2 separate regions of the Homo sapiens genome follow, and region 2 is linked to region 1. A link is a loop called in an ENCODE intact Hi-C map of the cell type or tissue named here. Cell type or tissue: mammary epithelial cell. All regions are shown on one strand. Links, peaks and the distances in the headings refer to the core of each region. The heading gives the core; the rest is flanking DNA. Region 1 has its middle 29 kb from the start of LINC02478. Region 2 overlaps ITGB6 (integrin subunit beta 6).

What was found. Hi-C counts contacts between places; a loop is a spot of excess contacts. Peaks named below come from ENCODE experiments on the same cell type or tissue, not always from the same donor. Only the 100,000 strongest peaks of a DNase experiment are listed, where the experiment ranks them.
Region 2: it touches region 1 in a loop (4-fold over the local background); 1 of 110 quality-filtered maps calls a loop at or near these places.

Annotation. Positions count from the first base shown.
Region 1 is chr2:160,237,773-160,248,735 of GRCh38, reverse strand. No RefSeq gene overlaps it. Among named protein-coding and RNA genes, the nearest start is that of LINC02478, 29 kb to the left of the region's middle. In mammary epithelial cell, for the core only: no CTCF peak of the experiment used is centred there; DNase peaks (open chromatin) are centred at 6,735 and 7,325; H3K27ac peaks cover 1,989 bases.
Region 2 is chr2:160,153,885-160,164,847 of GRCh38, reverse strand. The region is part of intron 7 of ITGB6 (integrin subunit beta 6); the gene reads left to right. Among named protein-coding and RNA genes, the nearest start is that of ITGB6, 41 kb to the left of the region's middle. In mammary epithelial cell, for the core only: no CTCF peak of the experiment used is centred there; DNase peaks (open chromatin) are centred at 6,757 and 7,967; H3K27ac peaks cover 2,181 bases.

The DNA.
Region 1 (10,963 bases), core at 1,919-9,918:
CAAATAAACAAAACACCCCAGCCTTCACTGAGGAGCCTCCCATCCACTTCAGAGAAATGGAAGGATAAGACAAACCTAAAGATGTCTAAGGGAGAGAAATGGCAACATACCCCATGGCAAGCTTGGGGAAATAGAGTGTTTTAGAAGAATTTGAAGATACATTTCTAGGCCCCCATGCTCACTCAGCAACAAAGCAAATGGCACTTAACAAGCAGCTGCTCCCTTCCAGTAACCCATAAGCTCTCTAACTGGATACAGTCCCCATCACTTTCTTGTCCTCTTTCAATTGTCTCTTAACACTGAAACCAGGTTTTGATTGCCATTTGTCTTGGCACTAACCCTATCGTATAGAAAAATTGAGGAGGACATTTTTTTCTCACCAGAATGTGAAAACTACAGATAGACCAACAAGGCTCTGATTTTGTAGAGAAAAGAATATTCCTGTGTATTAAATATACAAGAAAAATGTGTGAAAATAATACACCTTAAAATGCTATTATGAAACAGATTCATTCATTCATTCATGTTGCCCACCTGGTCCCCATAGTCATCGGAGTTTTCCACTCTTGACGAACGAATACTTGCCCTATTTTCCAAGCTAAGTCTTGAATACCTTGTAATGTTTTACTTCTTGTGGCATCCTGCACTTTGTGTAAAATCAGGAGTGGGGAGTGCCAATAAATATTTGATTGACTAATTGACAGCTTGAGTCAAGGTTCTGGAAGAGAATAAATACAAGGGAAAGGCATTCCCTTTTTCATTTAGACCATATTTTGCCTAAGCCAAATGGACGATTTACAGCTAATCATTGCGTCTTAACCAGGGACAGCTGGAGCTTACTGCTTGCCTCCTGCCTAGTCGTCTTTATTCCTTCTATAAAGGCAGAAAACAGAAGGGCTCTGCACACAGCAGTCACAGACGCTCATCAAAGACAAACCACTGACATGGAAACTGAACAAGAAAAGGCTTCCTGGTTCAAGGCTGGCTTTTGGGAGCCATGTTCAAGCATGCCCTAAGTAGCACAGTCAGCAGCCTTTTTCCTTCACTCTTTAGGGGCTGGGGTTGAGGAACAAGATTCCCTCAATTTTCCAACAAATAACCTATTTCAGTGAAATAAAAAAAGGGGGGGTGGGGCATTGGTGCAGTCAGTCATTCATATGCCAAGTTGTAGCCATGTTAGTATTTCATGCCAGTAATTCTGTCTAGCAGAAACTCATCCTGGCTCTTTTCCATTCCTTTTAGCAAGATTGCAGTTGTAAATCAGCAGGAATGTCCTGGAGACTGCTCCAGGTGGGTTGTCGGGAGCAGTCTGGAAGAAGAATCTTCAGAATAATTTAGGTTATGAGTCTAAGAGGGAAGGTCAATGCTGCTATTTAGAACCAGAGCACTATGCCAAATTTGGCTTTGGAAGGATGCGTTAAATGTCATTCTTGGAATTTGAATTTAGAATATTTTAAAAACACGATCGTTTGTACATTCACCCCTACAAGATTTAGCCAGGGTTCTCATCTCTGACCTCTGAACATCCTCTAAATTTGCGAGACCACTATAGTAATAATCCAATTTGGGTTAGTACTTTTTACTCATAAGAAGAGTTTCATTTGTAGCTTTTAGAGGAAATGGAGTGAGTATCATTCTGATCTCAAGGGCACTGTGGACAGAAATTGGATTTGCAGAGTTAGTGTAGGTCTTGGTTCTACCTCTTAATAACAGTATGGCCTTAGACAAATACTTTGTCCTCTCTGGGCCCTTTCTTTCTTTCTTTCTTTCTTTCTTTCTTTCTTTCTTTCTTTCTTTCTTTCTTTCTTTCCTTCTTTCAGAAACAGAGTTGGGTGGAGGTTGGAAGGAGGGAGAGGATCGGAAAAAATAACTATTGGTCACTAGCCTTAGTACCTGTGTGATGAAATAAATAATCTGTACAGCAAACCCCCGTGACATGAGTTTATCTATATAACAAACCTGCACATGTACCCTTGAAGCTAAAATGCAAGTTTGTTTGTTTTAAAGAAACAGTTATTCAGAGGAATGAATGCCACAAAAAAAAAAAAAGAAGAAAAAAAAACTTTGTAAAGTTTAAGAAGATAGAATTAGAAACCAGAGACAGGGAGATGAATGGCCAACGTTAACTCAACCAGCAGCTGCAGCACCAGGGATAGAACCTTTGCATCATGACTCAGCATTGAGCCCAGCATTAGTGGACTTGTTAACTGAATGCATACATGTTTTCCTATTTTGTCAGGCCCTTTGAGCTAAGGACTGGATGTAAGGCACAAGTCAAGTAGAACGTGGAAGGTTGGAAGGCCTGATCTGTCTACACTGCAACCTCTGCCAGATTTATTAAACCCTTAGTAAGTTAGAGACACAAGCAAGACTCAATAGGCATTCTTCAATTCTTTCTTCTGTATGAGAAAGTATCTCATACAGAGATCTATGGCCCTACTGTTTGGAAACAATCTGTAGAGATGACAGGGGCTATAGGCTTTACTGCAGCTCCCTCCCTAAAGCTCTCTCCTGTGGCTCTGGTCCTGTTTCCTCAGCATATTTGCCTCTTCATTGGGTGCCTAAGAATGCTTCCCCCTCAGTGGAGTCACTGTTGAGTTACACCAAGGAAACCCCCTGGCCTCTGACCACCATGATTTCCACTGCACAATGTCTCTAAAGACCTCCCGTTCTCTGCAGACTGAAAGAAAACAACATACACCCTGGGGACAAAAACCACCCCCCTCCCATAAAAGCACCATTCCTGCCCAGTCTCAGACAAGATTTTCCTAATAGAAGCCACCGGAAAAGAAATAAACACCTCAAGTAATAGTTAACTCTGATCACCCTATTTGCTTTAATTATTAACATTTGGCAATCAAAGGAAACAATAATACTCTCACTAGGCACTTGAGGAAAAAAAAGGAACTGCCTTTATAAGATGTTTGAGCAGTCATGTGGATGGGCACATGCAGTCTTCGCACAGACCAGCGAGCACTCCAAAGTGTAAGGACTGATTCTTCCACTCTGCTAGTATTTCTTGAACTGGCACAGTTCTAGATGCTGAGGATACATTAGTGAACAAAACAGACAAGAATCCCTGTTTTTGTGGTGCTTACGCTCTAGTGGAAGATAGAGGAGGCAAAGATTTAACAATAAACATAATAAATAAGGAAAGTATAAGGTGTGTTAAGTGGTTAAGAGAAAAATATAGCAAGGTAAAGAGGAAGGACGGTGCTGGGGGAGAGGTTTCTATTTTACATGGAGTGGTCACTGTCACCTCATTAAGAACGTAATATTTAAACAAAGTCTTAAAAGAAGAAAAAAAGTGAGGCAAGTAAAAATCTGGAAAACCGTGCTACAGACAGACAAAATTGCCAGTGCAAAGGCCCTGAGATGGGTGCATGCTTGGAGTGTTGATGGAATATCAAGGAAGCCAATGTGCCAGGAGCAGAGTGAGTTGAGGTGAAGAGTAGGAAATGAGGTCATAGGGGAAACAGTGGCCAGATAGGCAGGACCTTCCAGGCTGATGAACAATGTCTGCTCTCTTTTAAAGAGATGGGGTCCACTGGAATGTTTGAAGCTGAGTGAAATGATCTGACATAAGGCTTAATAGGATCCCACTCTGGCTTCTGTGTGCTGGGTTTCATTATAGGCTCAGATAAGACCACAGGGTTAGGCCATTTGCATTGGAAACAACCACCCGCTTCCCCTGATTTTCCTGGAGGATGTTCGGAGTTGTTGGTCTGCCAGGCTAATGCATCCCTTACTGAGCTGAGCGCAGCTCTGGCCTCCATCACAACTCCCTGTCCCCTGGAAGCAAATCCCATCATGCCTCACCCTGGCATCACATGGAAACAGACGGGGAAGGGGAAGCATCTCCTCCTTCCTTCTGTCTGCAGACTTCCTAATCATTCAGACTCCACCCAGCAAGAGCCATTAGAGCTAATTAACGACCCTCCTTTCAGTAGGTGTCTCTTCACTATGATTAATTCTGGGTCAGAGACAGAAAGCTTGTTCCATTATGGTTCTTTTTAAAAATTATTATTATTCAAGCTTCTAATACTAGCATGAACTGCGGGTGAATTTCTGAAGTCACGTTACATAGCTGTCACAACTAGTAATCGAAAAATTCAATTTATAAAGAATTAGGAGAGGCAGGAGAGGCAGGAGAGGCATGCTCTTCGGTCTAGAACAAAGGAGATCAATCCTGACACAATGGCAGCATGACATTCGTGGACTTTGAAGATTCTAGGCTTCCTCTTCATTAATTAGAGAGAATCAAGAGTTCTGGTGGTTATTTTTTTTGCAGAAATTGTGCTTTGCAAAAGCAGATGTCAACTCACTCCAGCCACCTCCAGCTGCAGCTCTACATGATAATTAAACTGCGTGTCAGTCCTAAGCTCCATCTAGATTGGCAAATCAACACTCAGATGGCCATTGCCACCTACCACCCATCAGATTTAGGTGGGGTTATGGGACTTCCTAGCACAAAGATCCTGGGTTTGGGATGGCGGGGAAAGTGGGCTACATTGCTGTGAATGGACTGTCCTGGATAGGTAGTGCATTTAAAATCCTCAGCAAGAACCAGAAGATCAAAGTTGCCTTTAATCTGCCCTCATGTTGTGTATGCTTGGTGGGGTCCAGAGTATTTCCCTGTCAGGGTCAGTTGGTCCTCTTGTGTTGTTGCTGTTATTGTTGTTACTGTGTTAAGTAAGCAATTATCTTTTTTTAAAAATGTTTTTAATATTTAGATTACCAAAGTAATATATATTCGTTGTACCAAAGTTAAGCAATGTAGAAGTGTATAAAGTAAACAATGAGGGCTCCTCTGTGCCCCTTTCCAATCCCACCATCCTGAGAGAGCCACTAGGAGATTGGAGGCTTTCCCTCTTCCTGGGCAGCAGGTTGCAGTCTTTGAATACTCTTTTGACCAGCCAGATTCTGACTCTTAATGTGACATCTTACCATCCCTGCTGCTTTTTCTGTACCAATGAGACTCTCTACTGTCCTCAACTTCTCTGCTTCCACAAGAGTCAGCGGCAGGCCCAGTTTTGGAGTCTCATTAATGGATCTGACCACAGGGACTGGCACAAGAACGCAGGGACATTGGTATTTGTTTGCATGATCCTAATGTTTCTATGCAGGAGACAAGGGAGGAATCCAACACCACCAACATCATGCTATTAGCAATGCATCTGCAACTAAATGTGTACAGCCCAATCTTTAATTTGACAACAGATATTGTTGGAAAGATAGTAGAAGAAAATGAGCATATTAAAGCTATCAGAACTGTTGGAGTCAACAGATGCCTGCAGTCTGCTCACAACTACTGGGGGAAGGGAAACAAGATGAAAGGCTATCCTTCCAGAAATAGAAACATTGCCAAATTTAGCCCTGGGCCTCATTTACCATAGGTAAGGCAACAGACGGAGCCACATCATTAACCTGCCCTCCCAGGCATCAATGTCTTGGGGGATTTGTCCAGACGATTTCAGACAGGGCCCTGTGTGTCTGATTGGAATTCAGGAAAAGCTGCAGGGAGCAAGAAGGAGAGTGGTAGCCTTACAAGTCTTTCCCCAAATACCCAGATTGCCTTGGGTGTTTTGACATTTGCTGGCATTAAGACCCTTTGGCTGTTTCACAGTCCATTTATTTAAAGATGGTATTTTAAACTCTCTCCCCAGAGCAGCTAGGTTGTAATATTAGCCTGGCTGACATCAGACCCTCTCTCGGGTTACCAAGGTCATTCTGACTGCTTCAAGGTTACCAAACTCTAAACAACAGTGAGCAAGTTTTATTCACATCTTGATTATAGTATTTATTTCATCAATGTGTAATTATCTGTTTACTGGACTGTCTCCCTCACTAAAGAGTTATCTCCTTGAGGACAGTGAATGTGTTTTAAATATCTTGGTGCTGGCAGCACCTAGCTGGAACTGGGGTACAGATGTTAAGTTAGCTGTTTTTCTGGACTTTCATTATTTGTTTGGTGGTGGTTTTTTTGTTGTTGTTGTTTTGCTATGGTTGTGATGGTAGTGGTGGCTGTTTCCATGAACATCATTTGACGAACGATGTGATGTTAGTTTTACGTGTCGATTTAGCCAGGTTCTAGTACCCTGTTATTTAATCAAACACTAATCTAGGTATTTCTGTGAAGGTACTTTGTAGATGTCATTATTATTTACAATTAGTTGACTTTAAGTAAAGGAAATTACTCTTGATAACAAGTGGGCTATATTCAACAGTTCAATCAATTGAAGGCCTTAAAAGCAAAAAGTGAGGTTTCCCAGAGAAGAAAGAATTCTGACTCTACTGTAGTAGCCAATTCTCCCTGAGTTTCCAGGCTGCCAGCCCACCCTGCAGATTTTGGATTTGCTAGCCCCCATAATCGTGTAAGCCAATCCCTTAGAGTAAATATCTCTCTATCTCTATCTTTATGTATCTATCTAATCTTATTGATTCTGTTCGTCTGGAGAAACCTGACATGACAGACACAAATCCATGTAAAATACACCATTAATTCTATTGATTCAACAGATTTTCTGAGTGCCTACCACATGCCCCACATTGTGCTAAGTGTTAGGAGTAATGGTAGAAAGCAGCAGTCCCTGATCTCAAAGAGTGGTTTGATTTAAGGCAAGTCTAGGGCAGTGCTGGAAGTTTCCTAAAGAAACGAAATCAGCCCAGAATCTACAGGAACTAGACTCAGACAATGAGTCACCTCCAGCTGCCTTGGCCTGGGGCAGGGACAGCTTGGATGGGCATGGAGCCAAGAGGAATAAAACACATTTGCCCAGGCATCCAGGGCACCCAGGCTTCATGGTGCCAAAAAGAAACAAAGCATGGAGGGAGAGAAACGATCAGGATGGTTTTTCTCACTCTAGGCAACCTTATGCTTGAGAAAGCTTTCTTCCCCGCAAGTACCCAATAATTCCCCTTCCTAATGTGATGGAATGAACTCACCATGACCTTACTTCCTTTCCAGGAAGTCCAAGAGGGTTCTCATCAGTCTGAAAGCTTCAGGAAAGGCCTGGCCTTGGGCCAGTCATCACACCTTAAGCATTTTAACCTGGAAGAGTGGCTGGTGGGGGAGCAAGAAGGAGCCTTTACTCTCCAGCCTTTACTCTAACCATGGCACCTTTTAAATTGGCTTTTAAAGGGAAAATGTTGTCCTGATGTTTGTAAGTCTCAGTTGAAAAGAAATAAGAGAAAAACAGTGTGAAAACAAGACTAACCAGATGATTCAAAGAGAAGGTAGAGGTTTGTTAGTTAGCCTTTCTTATAAGCTAGGTGGTATAGGCCCCACTGGCCCTAGGAAGGCTGTCACCATCGCTTTCTTCCTGTGCAAGAACATGACCATCCCTTTCCTTCTCACCCAAAGGGGAAGTAGCATGAAGAGAATGCAAGGTTCAAATTGGGTGCCACTGCCTGTGTGAGCAGCTCAAGGTTTGGGAAGAACTTGGTAAGCCCATATAGCATCATTTGTGAATGGAAAAAAAGTCACCTTCCTTCAAGACACTTGACTCCCATCTGCATAAAATAGTCTTAAGCAATATGCTAATCTATGATGAGTATAGTTGAAATATCACCCCCTAGAGTTTTGCAAGGCATAAGCATTCTGGGTGGTCCTGGAACCATTTGGATTTCCTCCTTGAAGCTGCAGGATCGTGCCTTTGCAGTTTCCTCTATTTCAGGGAGTTGCTGTCTTTGGCAGCTTGTCCCATGATCTGTCACCAAGGTGGTTCTAACCCTGCAAAACTTTCTCCAACTTCCCAGTGACCACCTTCCCCCAGGTGCACATTATAGCTTTACATTCGTGGTAGCCCTGAGCAGATCCTATTGCAAAGTCCGTCACAGTCTCATTCTCTCCCTCATCTGCCTCACCATTTCCCCACCCACCCACACACAGATTTGGGCTGAATTTGTGTAAGTCAGGTGTAATATCTGTTTACAGGGCTGTTGTCCTTATAAGACTATGAGCTACTCAAGACCAAGAGCCAGGTCTTCTCTCTATATCCTCTATGGCTCCAATAGTACCTACCATCTAATCAATATTAGTAAGTATTAGCTTAATGAAAGGGAGGCAAGTTTTACAGCCAACATTTGAATGTGTGACCAAAAAAATGATTCTGCTAAAGTCCTGATTCCAGTGGCCACCTAGGTGATCTGAGATAGGTAAAAATGGTCTCATAATTATAACAGCTTACATTTTACAGCACTTCAGTTTACGGAGTCTATACACATATATTTCATTTACTCTTTAAAACCACTCAGTGAATTATTATTAATATATAAATTGTACAGTGGGAAAGCCCGAGGCTCAAAGAGAGCACGTTAGAAGGTAGTAGAACAGCAGTTCACACCAACCCGCTGACTTCAGAGCCCTGGCTGCTTCACCGTCTGCCACAGTACCTTCAAGCCCAGCAAGACTGCTCTGGACTGAGCCCAGTTTCACTAAGAGGCATCTGCAGGCTCAGATCTCTCTCCAAAGGAGACCTAATCCCCATGGATTTCCCTTAGTGATGCATCAGCCCAGAGTGAAGCCCAGCATGGTGACCAGCAGGCCAGCTGACCCTGTTTTGCTTCCCTTTCAAGGGCTCCTCTGGGGGATGCCACATCTGGGAGGGTCATGTCCCAGGACACTCTCACAATCCACCATCCTCCAATGGGTTCCTGCTGAAGATAAAGACCCAGACATACTCTCCTCTCAGCCTTAACTTGATCAGCCTGGACTGTGCCACCATTATCCTTCTGAGAGAGGGAGAGAAAAGGCATTCATTTTGCCTTCGTCTTACGCTTCCATTATGATGCCTTTTTGTGTAGTTTGGGGTGGAGGAGGATGCACATTGCAGCTTCGAGAAAGATTCAACTCGGTGTTAGGTGGGCCCCTTTCTCGGAGGGCAGCAGATGTTCCAGTCATCAAGCCCTCCTCTCTTTCCCATGGAGTCTGATAATCGACAATTCTCACCTGTATTGGCTGACAGACCCTTTTAGTCTTTTATTCCTGGCCTCTCAGACTTGTTAGTGAAAGGAAAGAAAAGCTACTTTGATGTATGTGTGCCCTTGGCTTAATGCCGCCTTTTCTTTCCAGATATGTTTTCTGTGCTTACAAGCAGTCCCTGGGAGAGGCCTTTCCCTCAGCCCTTCCTCCAGGCTTCTCAAAGGAATTGCTGCAAATGAGCCGCCGCCATAAGGAAACCCTAACAAGTGATCAGAGAGCACTAATGGGTCCCAGTAGCACTTCTGAGCCTTTTCACAAATGGAAAAGCAACGTGGAAGTAAGCCTGTAACTGGAAGACTTGAGATATAGATTTGAATTCCTGCTTCACAAGGTTACTGAGAACTTTAAATGAGTGGGTACAAAATAAGTATTAGTTTCCTGCTCTTAGAAAAGTTCCATATAAATCTCAGTTATAGAGAAATCTGTGGGGTATGCATTACCAGAGTGGGGTGACTAAGGCAAGCCCCTGAAAGATAGACCCCTGAGTTTGAGGCCATCATCTGCTACTTAATAGCTGTGTGAATTTAGCAGGGCTATTAACCAATCTGTGTCTTCCTGAATTGAGTGAATTCCAGAGCAGTGCCAGCTTTGTAAGGAGCATCTACTAATGCTGTCTGCTGCTATACTATGTTTTATGCTATTGACTATTATTCTATCTCTCTATATATGCATGAATTGTGGTGCTATCAGCAGGTTAGTCCCCGATTTATTTCACAAATATTCTTGCACACCTACGTCATCTAGGAAAATATAGTACAATTCTGTTCTGCAAAATTGTAATTTTTCAGAGTATTAGGAAGTACTCCACAGGGGAAAAATGGTTCAGTAGTTAAAGAAATATGTGATTCTTTGGCTTGATGATGCTCAACAGGTATTTTTACTGCAGAACTTCACAGAATATTCAATATCCTGAATCCACTTCAGGAAGAAGCCTTTCCCTTCACAGACCCATTCCCAGAATTGGTGCCACCAGGATACACTTTGGGAAGTGCTAGTAATAAATAGTTTGGATACAAGTCAATGAGACTTTCTGGCTTGGTCAGGAAAGTGTGTGAGCATTAAAGGTAGGGACACAAAAAAGGACCTCTTGGTGCTGTGGGGCATGTCCAACAACAAAAGCGCAAGGAAGAGCCAAGCTGGGAAGAACTTGGCAGAACTTGCGTGGGAAGGACAAAAGCTACATTGCTGTGAGTTGACGACACCCAAAGGTAAATCAGACTGTAGCTCAGTACAAGCAAAAGAGTGAAAGTAAGGAGGTCAAGGAGTGTGGTGTCAGCTACCATTCAATCCTTTCTTCCTCCTAGCTCTGAATTCAACTCTTATTGAGCACACATGACACCGCAGCACTGTCCTGGAAACAGAATACCCTGCACACCCAGGGTTCCAGTGTACTCACAAGTGGAGCCAGGTGGACTGAATGCAGGACTCTAGGGAAAGACCAGAGAATAAAGAGCTCTAGGCTCCAGGAAGGGAAAAATGCTTCAGGCAGAGGACTGGGGAAAAATTCCAAAAAGGATTTTTTTTTAACTGAGTCTTGAAAGAGGCATGTTATGTCAGGCAGAGGTAGGTGACAGGAAGGGCATTCAAGTATTAGGAATCCCTTGAGCAGAAGTGAGACAATACTGGCAGTGGTTGGTGACAGATGAGGAGTGAATTTGGTTAAGGCATATGGGGAGGGAGCAGGGACAGCCATGAGTTAGGACTGGACAGTCTTCCTCAGACAAGACTGTAGAGAGCCTTGACAGCCCCCTGCTTCCACTCTTCATTCATTCATTTATTCATAAATGTTTAGTGAGTACCTGCTATGCACCAGGCATTATACTAAATGCTTGGGGATAGAACAGTGACAAAATGGACAAAGCTCTCATTCTCACAGAACTTATAATTCTGGTGTAGAGAGAAGCAGTAAACAAATAAACAAAGATATACTACAACATCATGTAGCAATAGGTGCTATAAAGCAAAATACAGCAGGGTTGG
Region 2 (10,963 bases), core at 1,978-9,977, 84 kb after region 1:
ACATAGTACTTTTCTTCTAAAGAACTCAAAGCCTCATAACTGAGAAAGTAAACACAAGAAAGAAAAAGGTACAGGTTTAAAGCAGGACCTTAATGAGATGCCTGATTAGGCCAATACTTGTAGAAATATAAAATGGGATTTTTTTTTTTCTTGAGAGAGAGTCTCACTCTGTCGCCCAGGCTGGAGTGCAGTGGCATGATCTCAGCTCACTGCACCCTCCGCCTCCCAGGTTCAAGTGATTCTTGTGCCCTAGCCTCCCGAGTAGCTAGGATTACAGATGTGCGCCACCATGCCCAGCTAATTTTTGTATTTTTAGTAGAGACGGGGTTTCGCCATGTTAGTTAGCCAAACTGATCTCAAACTCCTGGCCTCATGTGAACTGCCCACCTTGGCCTCCCAAAGTGCTGGGATTACAGGTGTGAGCCACTGTGCCCAGCCTAAAATGGGATTTCAATAATGCGAGATCTAAATGCTTTGAGATTTACAGATTTACAACGCACAGGATATCTAGCATATCATTGAAACTAAGACGCTATAGACTGCATAGTCATTCATTCCTTCATTTCTCAAACATATCATGAGTACCTCCTGTGAACTATGCCAAAGTTTGTGACTATAGAGAAGAATAAGACGTAGTGCCTGCCTTAAGAAGTCTCAGAGAGCATCAGCAGACTTGTAAACTAATATTTTGCCTATAAAAACAGAATGAGGGCATTTTAGAGTTGTGTTCTGGAAAGAGACTCCAGCTGAGGGGTCAGAGTTTTCATGTCTGTCAATGTTTTTACTCTTTTCTATTCACTATCTTTCCTATAAGGAGCAGCAAATTAATCGGCAATCATAAAACTGCTTTTGATGCTAACAATATCATGGTGTTGGACCAAGCCCTTCACTTTATAGGGGTGAGGGCTGGTGATGATATGCAACTATGACTATGATAATAATAGTGTAATAGGGAACGTTTGTCAAGAGCTTATTAGGTGGCACCCTGGAGGTTCAGGATTTTGCACTCATTTTATCATTTAAACTCCTTCTTATGCAAATTGCATGTAAGAGCCAAGATTTGAACTCAGATAATCTGAATCTACAGTCTCAATCACTGAGATAACTCACAATTGAATCACTGAGATAACTCACAATTGAACCTGCTATAGTGAAAAAGCAGACCACTAGACCACCAGACACAGATTTTAAAATAATCACCTTTTTTTTTTTTTTTGAGACAAAGTCTCCCTCTGTTGCCCAGGCTAAAGTGCAGTGGCACAATCTCAGCTCACTGCAACCTTCGCCTCCTGGATTCAAGAGATTCTCCAGCCTCAGCCTCCTGAGTAGCTGGGATTACAGGCGTGTGCCACCATGCCCAGCTAATTTGCATGTTTTTAGTAGAGACGGGGTTTCACCATGTTGGCCAGACTGGTCTCGAACTCCTGATCTCAAATGATCCACCCACCTCGACTTCCCAAAATGCTGGAATTACAGGTGTGAGGCACTGCTCCTGGTCAAGCAACCAGCTTTAAAAAGCATAGAATTCAAGGGTAGAGCAGAGCTGCCTGACAGCTAAACCAATAGATGAATTCCCTGTAAATTGCACAGTGCTTTAAGATCAGGAAATACTTCATCTAGGGTTCTTCCCTATTGCTGTTAATTTGGATGAACAGAGCAATTTAAAGATGCATAGACTTGAAAAAAGACAGACACTTGGATTCTGCCCCGTGGGTTGTTTAAGCTCTGGGTGGTAAGAACAGGCCACACAGCTAGGGAACACTATGCATTGGGTCAGCACATCTAAAACAGCTACTGTCTATGGTAATCACAATCTATGGTTCCAATCAAAGTGAGAAATTGGGGGCACGTGGTCTGACCAAGACTATAGGTTTATGATGAGCATATAGTTCAAGCATATGGAAAAATGGCGTAATATAATAAACACTCGGCCGGGTGCAGTGGCTCACGCCTGTAATCCCAGCACTTTGGGGGCCGAGGTGGGTGGATCACCTGAGGTCAGGAGTTCAAGAGCAGCCTAGCCAACATGGCGAAACCCTGTCTCTACTAAAAATACAAAAAATTAGCAGGTTGTGGTGGCATGCACCTGTAATCCCAGCTACTCGGGAGGCTGAGGCAGGAGAATCGCTTGAACCTGGGAGGCGGAGGTTGCAGTGAGCCGAGATCGCACCATTGCACTCTAGCCTGGGCAACAAGAGTGAAACTCCATCTCAAAAAATAATAATAATAAATAAACACCCACATACTTATTGCCAGTTTTCTCACATTTTAACATTTTGCCACCATATTTGCTTTGGATTTTTTAAACAAATGAAACAACCCAGATCTAGTTGCATGCTGTGTAACTGCCCAACTCTGGTCTAGTTCCCCTGTCCTTCTACAGAGGTAACCAGTATCCTGAACTTAGTGTTTGTCATTCTCACATTTGTTTTTTGTGCTATTAAAAATATGTGTGTGTGTATATATATACATATATATATGTACACATATATGTACATCCATAACTAATTATGTAGTTTTGGCTTATAAGCTTAATTTCATGCTGTACACATTATTTTTACCATTTGCTTTTTGACTCAATGTTATATATTTGGGGTTTTTTATTATATTTTCTTATTATGGTAAGATACATATAACATAAACTTTACATTTTAGCCATTTTTAAGTGTTAGTTCTGTGGCATTAAGCACTTGAAGCACTCTGCCATTTATAGAGAATTTATCTATTGGTTCATCTGCCAGGTATTAAAACTTTGTTAAGCTCAATGCTCTGCTTTTGAGGCTTGTCCATGGAGATACGTATAGCTATAGTTTACTCCACCCCACTGCTATGCACGCTCCATTCACAGTATTACTGGCAATGTGTTCATTCTGCAAGTGAGGGCATCAGATCACTTCCAGTTGTGCAGCATTACAAGTGTTGCAGCCATGCACATCTTTGCACACATATGCTCTATTGAGAAGTGAAATCCTTGGGTCACAGGGGAATGGCATCTATAATTTTACTGAGTTTGTCCAAGTTGCTTTCCGAAGTAGTTGTATCAGTTACTCTCCCACCAGTAATGTAGTGTGGAAGTATGACCAAAACAAAATGAAACTTTAAGTTACTCTTTTTCTGATTATAAAACTAATATATACTATTTGCAAAAAGAAAAGTGAGGAGGAATACAGAAAACCCAAAGAAGAAAACAAAGATCACTCATAAACTCACCACTCAGACATAGCTAACATTGTTGACATTTTAGAATAAGTTTTTCTGGCCGGGCATGGTGGTTCATGCCTGTGATCCCAGCACTTTGGAAGGCAGAGGTGGGTGGTTCACTCGAGGTCAGGAGTTCGAGAACAGCCTGGCCAACATGGTGAAATCCCGTCTCTACTAAAAATACAAAAATCAGCCAAGTGTGGTGGCATGTGCCTGTAGTCCCAGCTACTTGGGAGGCTGAGGCAGGAGAATCTCTTGAACCTGGGAGGCGGAGGTTGCAGTGAGTCGACGTCATGCCTTAATCGTACAATTAAGTATGTTCAAACTTTTTGAATGTTTATACATGTATAATCTTATAAAGGCATACAAATTAAATTGCATGTAGTTATACATCAAAATTTTTATTGATGAGAGTAACTATATGAAATCAAGATCATCCTACAAAATTCTGAGCCTATAGTTGCCATACTTATAGGTGTCTACTTTAAAATAAAAGCAAACTTGTCCTTTCCCACCAGCAGCCCAAAACCTGAGCAAGTACTGCATTTTTACCTCCTGGGTTACTTTTACATATTCACATAATACTTAGTTACTTTTTTATATTAATAGGACCAACAAATTATTTCCAGTATTCATTTTCTTATGCCTGAAATTGCCCCTTTGGTGAAGACTTTGACATCTGTGAACAAAACTCCTCTCTGAGCTGCTAACTGCTCAAAGCTGTGTAATTACCCTTCTCCGCTTTCTCTGGGTCTCACAGCACAAGGGCACTCCTGCATAATTCAGTTACCCATGTATCCCCTAAAGCCTTTCCTATGGTTGCAGTTGGCCACTCTATGTGGTGTCTGTGAGGCTGGCCCGGACTGTAAGTTTGAAGGGAGCTCACCCAGCTTGTATCACTATGCAGGAGTCTAACAGCAACCAAGCATTTTCCACGTGTCATAGCCTTTGAAATAATCACATATGGCATCAAGGCACAAAAGGACAAGTGAAACTGACAACCCCCGGGACATAAGAAGAGTTTAAGAGTATTTTCTATTTTCATTTTATGTCTGATTATCCAGAAAAGCCCCAAATATCCTACCAAGGGACTAGTATTAATGATAACATAGTTTAACATTTTGTTGTCTTGGCATTATTGAATCTTCAGAAAATAAACAGAAAATTTTGGAATCATTATTTGTTGAGCTTGAACAGTTGAGGTAATTATTTATAAATTCAAGGGTTGGCACACTTTTTTCTATAGAGTTTTCAGATTCAGCACATAAAAATCCAGGAGATCCAGTTAAATTCGAATGTCAAGTAAGCAACAAATAATTATTAGTATAAATATGTCCCATGCAATATTTGGACCACATGTACACTAAAAATTTTTCATTGTTTCTCTGCTTTCCAATTTATCTGAGCATTCTGTATTTTATCTGGCCGCCTATCTACAAAGGGTCAAATAGTAAGTTAGGCATTGTGGCCACATGGTTTCTGTCATGATTATTCAACTCTCATTGTAGCATGAAAGCGGCCATGGACAATACATAAATAAATGAGCATAGTTATTTACAAAAACAAGCAACAGGCCAAATATGGCCCGTGGGACATAGCCAATCCCTGCCTTCGTTCATTCATTCTACAAATATTTATGTGTTTTCCGTGTGTCAAGCACTGGACTAGGCCCTAGGAGTATAGAGGAGAATAAAAAAAGACACTGTTTTGTCCTCATGGACTTGTAATCTAGTAGGGGGAAATAGACGAGAAACAATTAATGAAAAAACAACCAATTACAACTTTTAATAGTGTTATCGAAGAAATGGAAAAGAATAGTGTGCAGCCATGGACCATAATTAAGGGGGAGAAAGTGAGACTTTCCTTGGATAGAATTTTCATGGAAGGTGCCTTTCCAGAAGTGATAATGAGGAAGCGAGCTGAAGGCTGAGGAGTTTTCAAGAGGCAAAGGCGTGTGCAAAGGCCCTGAGGCAGCAAAGGACTCAGTTCCCAGTGTGCTTGAGAAAAGGAAAAAAGGCCAGTTGGCCTGGAGTGAGTAGGGGTAGAAGGAGATGGAGCGGGAGAGGTAGGCAGAAACCAGACCCTTCAATCTTGAAGGCAGTGGGAAGTAAGCAGGGTGCTATTCTATGGGTAGCAGGCATCCAAAAATACTTTTGTTGCTGGGTATAGATGTCACAGGTATATGACAGGCTGAAAACCCTGGATAAACTGTGGGTATATAGATTTAAAAACCTAATGCCTTTATTTTCCAAATCACTACAAGCCCTCTGATAGACTGTTCTACACCAGCAGTTCTCAAACTTAGGTGCTCATTAGAATCAGGTAGGGAGCTTTACTAACAAACCCAATGTGTAGGCTACACCCTGATCCAATTGAGTTAGTATCTCTGGGGCTGAGACCCAGACACCAGTGGTTTTTTTCTTTTTATTTTCTTTTTTAACTGGTGTATCCAATCAACCTGGGGGACAGGGACCTCTTAAAATGCAGACTGTCATTCAAGAGGTCTGGGCTGGGGCCTGAGAGTCTGCATTTCTTTTTTTTTTTTTTTGAGATGGAGTCTCACTCTATTGCCCAGGCTGGAGTGTAGTGGTGCGATCTCAGCTCACTGCAATCTCTGCCTCCTGGCTTCAAGCGAGTCTCCTGCCTCAGCCTCCTGAGTAGTGGGGACTACAGGCGCACACCACCACACCCAGTTAATTTTTGTATTTTTATTAGAGACGGGGTTTCACCATATTGGCCAGGATGGCCTCGATCTCCTGACTTCATGATCCACCCCCCTCAGCCTCCCAAAGTGCTGGGATTACAGGCATGAGCCACCGTGCCCAGCCAAGAATCTGCATTTCTAACAAGTTTCCAGATGATGTTGCTGCTGTCAGTCCACAAATCACACTTCGAATATCAAGAGCTGAAGCCTCTTTTGCAGTCCTTGCACATACACCTACTTGCTATTTTCTCGTCCCCTTCATTTTCTTCCTACTAGTCATCCTTCAAAGTTTTATTACCTGCCGTTTGGCCTGCAAAGCACATAGGCTGCTACTGAACCCCACATCACTTCCTATTTTAAAAGAGCTTTCTAAAGCTTTGGGACTTGAATTAGTCAGCAAAGGTCTGCAATTCCTCTCCAAAGGCAAGGTAATCTTATTAAGAGAAGATCTGAAGTATCCTTAGGAACAAAATACTCAATGTAGCCTCTTTGTTCTCTAAGTCTCCATTCTCCAGTGCCTCTCTGTGCATTTGTTTGTCTCAGAACAGTCATGCACGGTGGATCCATTTGTCTTCCCTTATCACTCTGTTACTGCTGCCGAGCACTCGCTCAGCTGTGTGCTCCAGCTTCTTGGCTGACAAGATAATTACATTCTGGGCAGACTGGGAGAAAGACAGGTAGTGCTCAAAAGTTCCGATGCCGACAACCTAGTCATTGCTGGGGCAGACTTCAAGATCAAGCACCTGATCTAATTAGCACACTCCCATCACTACCTGCCTGCCTATGGAATGCTGACAATCGAAAGCCTGAAGGCAAAGCAGATATCATGCAACCCAGAGACAGACATTCATGCTACCCTTGTGCCAGGAACAATTACATGTTCTTTTTGGAATCTTGGGTGTCCTAGTAACACAGTTGAGCCTGGGGGTAAACTTTTGCATAATACTGGAAGCCCTGCATTTACTGATAATGAACGTGAGAACCAGCAGAATAAAACCCCACAAGAATGAAAGACCTCACGGGAAGAAAGCCTTCTGAAGAAGGACTCATTTCAGCAAACCCAGTCCGCCCCTAGCTCTGGAAGAAGCACATGGCTCCATAAAAGCGAGGTTTTGCCAGCAAAGAGCTGTTTTTCTTTGACCAGATAAATAGCACAATACATTCCCCTAGGATTTTTTTTTTTTTTTTTTTTTTGCCTCTGTGCTTTTGCTACTTCCTACATTTCTTTCAAAATGTAGCCTTTGACTTTGAAAGTCATTACAGCCACAACGCTTTTTCTCCTTTTCTTTTTGCTCTGGGTAGAAAAGTGCTCTATAATCTCTAAATCCTTATAATAAGTGTTCTATAATCTGTAAGTTCATATATAGACATAGGCATGTGTATATATACAGCATTATTATCTTAAATTTCTAATAAGATTCCCACCCTCACTTGCTGCTGGCATTTGCACTAGTTTCTCTGGCAGAGGCCTGGTGGAGAAGAGTGAACCGTGGCTATACAGTCAACACCTATTTCTACCATGTATTACATCTGTGACTGGGCAAGGTACTTACCTGTCCAGTTAAAACTAAGGCTTTAGGTTAAAGAAATCAAAAGAACCCTAGTGCAGTGTTATGGTTTGAATCATGTCCCCCTCTTCCTTTAAAAAATATGTTAAAGATCTAATGCCCAGTACCACAGAATGTGACCTTATTTGGAAACAGGGTCATTGTGGAAATAATAAGTTAACCTAATAGGAGGTCATACTGGAGTAGGACAGACCCTTAATTGAATACCACTGGTGTCCTTATATGAAGAGACACAGAGACACCGCCACTTGAGGGAGAACATCATGTGACAATGGACGCAGAGACTGGAGAGCTGCATCTACAAGCCAAGGAGCTCCAAGGATTGCTGCCAGAAGCTATAAAGAGGTGGGCATGGAGCTCAGACTTCCAGCCTCCAGAACAGAACAATTTCTGTTGTTGCAAGCCACCCAGTTTGTGGGACTTCGGCAACCCAAGGAAATGAACATACCCAGTCAGGCTTACTCATTAACCTCCCTTGGAGGTCAAGAATGACATCACAAGTCGAAGATAGCCATTGCCAGGCACCTAACAGAAGTGATGTGGTTAAGAAATCTGGCTCTAGAAAGAGAATATAAGGAAAGAGGATATGAGTGTATGGGTTCAGCCCTACTACTTCCTGGCTGGATGACATCAGGAAAGTTAACTACACTTTCTGAGCCTCAGGATCATGGCCATAAAACAGGAATAATGATGGTACCTAAATAATAGAACTTCTGTGAACAATGAAAGGGAACAACTGTGAGGTCTAACGGTTAGCTCTAGCTATTCTTTTCCTGGTGGTGGTAGGAGGCAGGTTTTGGGTACCTTTAGCTTTGTCTGAACTGAGGGTTCCCTGAGCCCACTAACCCTGAGTAGATAAAAAGCAATGTGGTCCACTCCCCCATGCATTCCTGCCACTATCCCGAGGCTATAACAAGGTCTCTTCGAGAGCCTTGGGTTTCAGAGGATGCAGGAGGTGCTTGGGGATGTCAAGAGGCTTGTGAGGACCTCTCAATCCTGTTGTAAGGCCCCTGAGTTGGCAACTGCAGCTCCTGAGGAAGGGGAGAGGCATAGAAAGAGGCAGATGAGATTCCTGTGAGAGCCAAGGAGTCTGCTGGGTCTACACCTCCCTTGGCTTTGTCCTCGGGTAGAGGAATCCATGAGGAGCTGATGACTCCTTGTGGTCAAATACCCAACAGAACTGAGCCCCTTTCAGAATTACCTGCACTTTCTGCAATTTAAGTGGCATCTTGATTACCCGGAAGCATCCCCTTGATGACAACAATGATGAATCCTTCTCTATGCATTTGTCTTGGAATAGTCATACATTCTGTTGGCCCATTTCTATAGGAGTAGAATTGCTAGATCACAGAGTGTGCTTATGTTCAGCTTTAGTAGATACTGCTAACTAGTTTTCCAAAATAGTTGTACCAATTTACACTTCTACTACAAGTGTATGAGAGCATTGTCAGTTTTGTAATTTTAGCCATTCTAGTGAAGTGAGTGCACAGTGGCATCTCATTGTGGTTTTAATGTATATTTCTCTAGAGATTCCTGATGTTGAACACTTCACATACTTATTTGCCACTTGCATATCCATTTTGATTAAGATGTCTTCTTCTTGTTGATATGTAGAATCGTTTAGATATTCTGGCACCATGTCCTTGGTTACATGCTTGTACTACAGATATTTTCCTCCCACTGAGTGCCTCCTTCTCATACTCTTAAAGGCATCTTTTGAGAATAAAATTCTTAATTTTTAAAAACAAATTTTTCAAGCAGTTTTAGGTTCACAGCAAATTGAGTAGAGGGTATAGAGAGATTTCCCATATACCTACTCTCTCCATAAATGTATAGCCTTCCCCATTATCATCATCTCCCACCACGGTAGTACATGTGTCATAAATGATGAACCTACATTGATACATCATTATCACCCAAAGTCCAGAGTTTACATTAGGGTTCACTCTTGGTGTTGTACACTTTATGAGTTATGTACAATTATTATGTATCCACCTTTGTAGTATCGTACAGAGTAGTTTCACTGCTTTAAAACTTCTCTGTGTTCTGCCTATTCCTCCCTCTCTTACTGGCCCCCAACCTCTGGCAACCACTCATCTTTTTACTGGCTCCACAGTTTTGCCTTTTCCAGAATGCCACATGGTCAAAATACTACTGTATTAGTCTGTTCTCACATTGCTATAGAGAACTACCTGGGACTGGGTAATTTATAAAGAAAAGAGGTTTAATTGACTCAGAGTTCTGCAGGCTGTACAGGAAGCATGGCTGTGGAGGCCTTGAGAAACTTACAGTCATGGAAGAACATGAAGGAAAAGCAGGCGCGGAGAAGGAGGAAGAGAGAAGGGGTTTGTGCTACATGCTTTTAAACAACCAGATCTCATGAGACCTCACTCACTATCACGAAAACAGCAAGGGGAAACTTCACCCCATGATCCATTCACCTCCAACCAGGCCCCTTCTCCAACATTGGGGATTACAATTCAACATGAGATTTGGGCGGAGACCCAAATCCAAACCATACCAACTGCCATATGTAGCCTTTTCAGATTGGCTTCTTTCACTTAATAATATGCATTTAAACTTTCTCCGTCTTCTCATAGCTTGATAACTCATTTCTTTCTAGCTCTGAATCATGTTTCATTTGATGAATGTACCACAGCCTTTTTTTTTTTAAACTATTCACCTACTAAAGGACATCTTGGTTGCTTCTGGCTTTTGCCAATTATGAATAAAGCAGGTATAAACATCTATGTACACGTTTTTGTGTGGACATAAGTGTTCAACTCTTTCTTTTTATACTTTAAGTTCTAGGGTACATAAGCACAAAGTGCAGGTTTGATACATAGGTATACATGTGCCATGTTGGTGTGCTGCACCCATCAACTCATCATTTACATTAGGTATTTCTCCTAATGCTATCCCTCCCCCAGCCCCCCACCCCATAACAGGCCCTGCTGTGTGATGTTCCCCTTCCTGGGTCCAAGAGTTCTCATTGTTCAATTCCCACCTATGAGTGATAACATTCAGTGTTTGGTTTTCTGTCCTTGTGATAGTTTGCTGAGAATGATGGGTTCCAGCTTCATCCATGTCCCTAAAAAGGACATGAACTCATCCTTTTTTATGGCTGCATAGTATTCCATGGTGTATATGTGCCACATTTTCTTAATCCAGTCTATCATTGATGGACATTTGGCTTGGGTCCAAGTCTTTGCTATTGTGAATAGTGCCACAATAAACATACATGTGCATGTGTCTTTATAGCAGCATGATTTCTAATCCTTTGGGTATATACCCAGTAATGGGATTGCTAGGTCAAATGGCACTTCTAGTTCTAGATCCTTGGGGAATCACCACACTGTCTTCCACAATGGTTTAACTAATTTACACTCCCACCAACGGTGTAAAAGTGTTCATATTTCTCCACATCCTCTCCAGCATCTGTTGTTTCCTGATTTTTTAATGATCACCATTCTAATTAGTGTGAGATGGT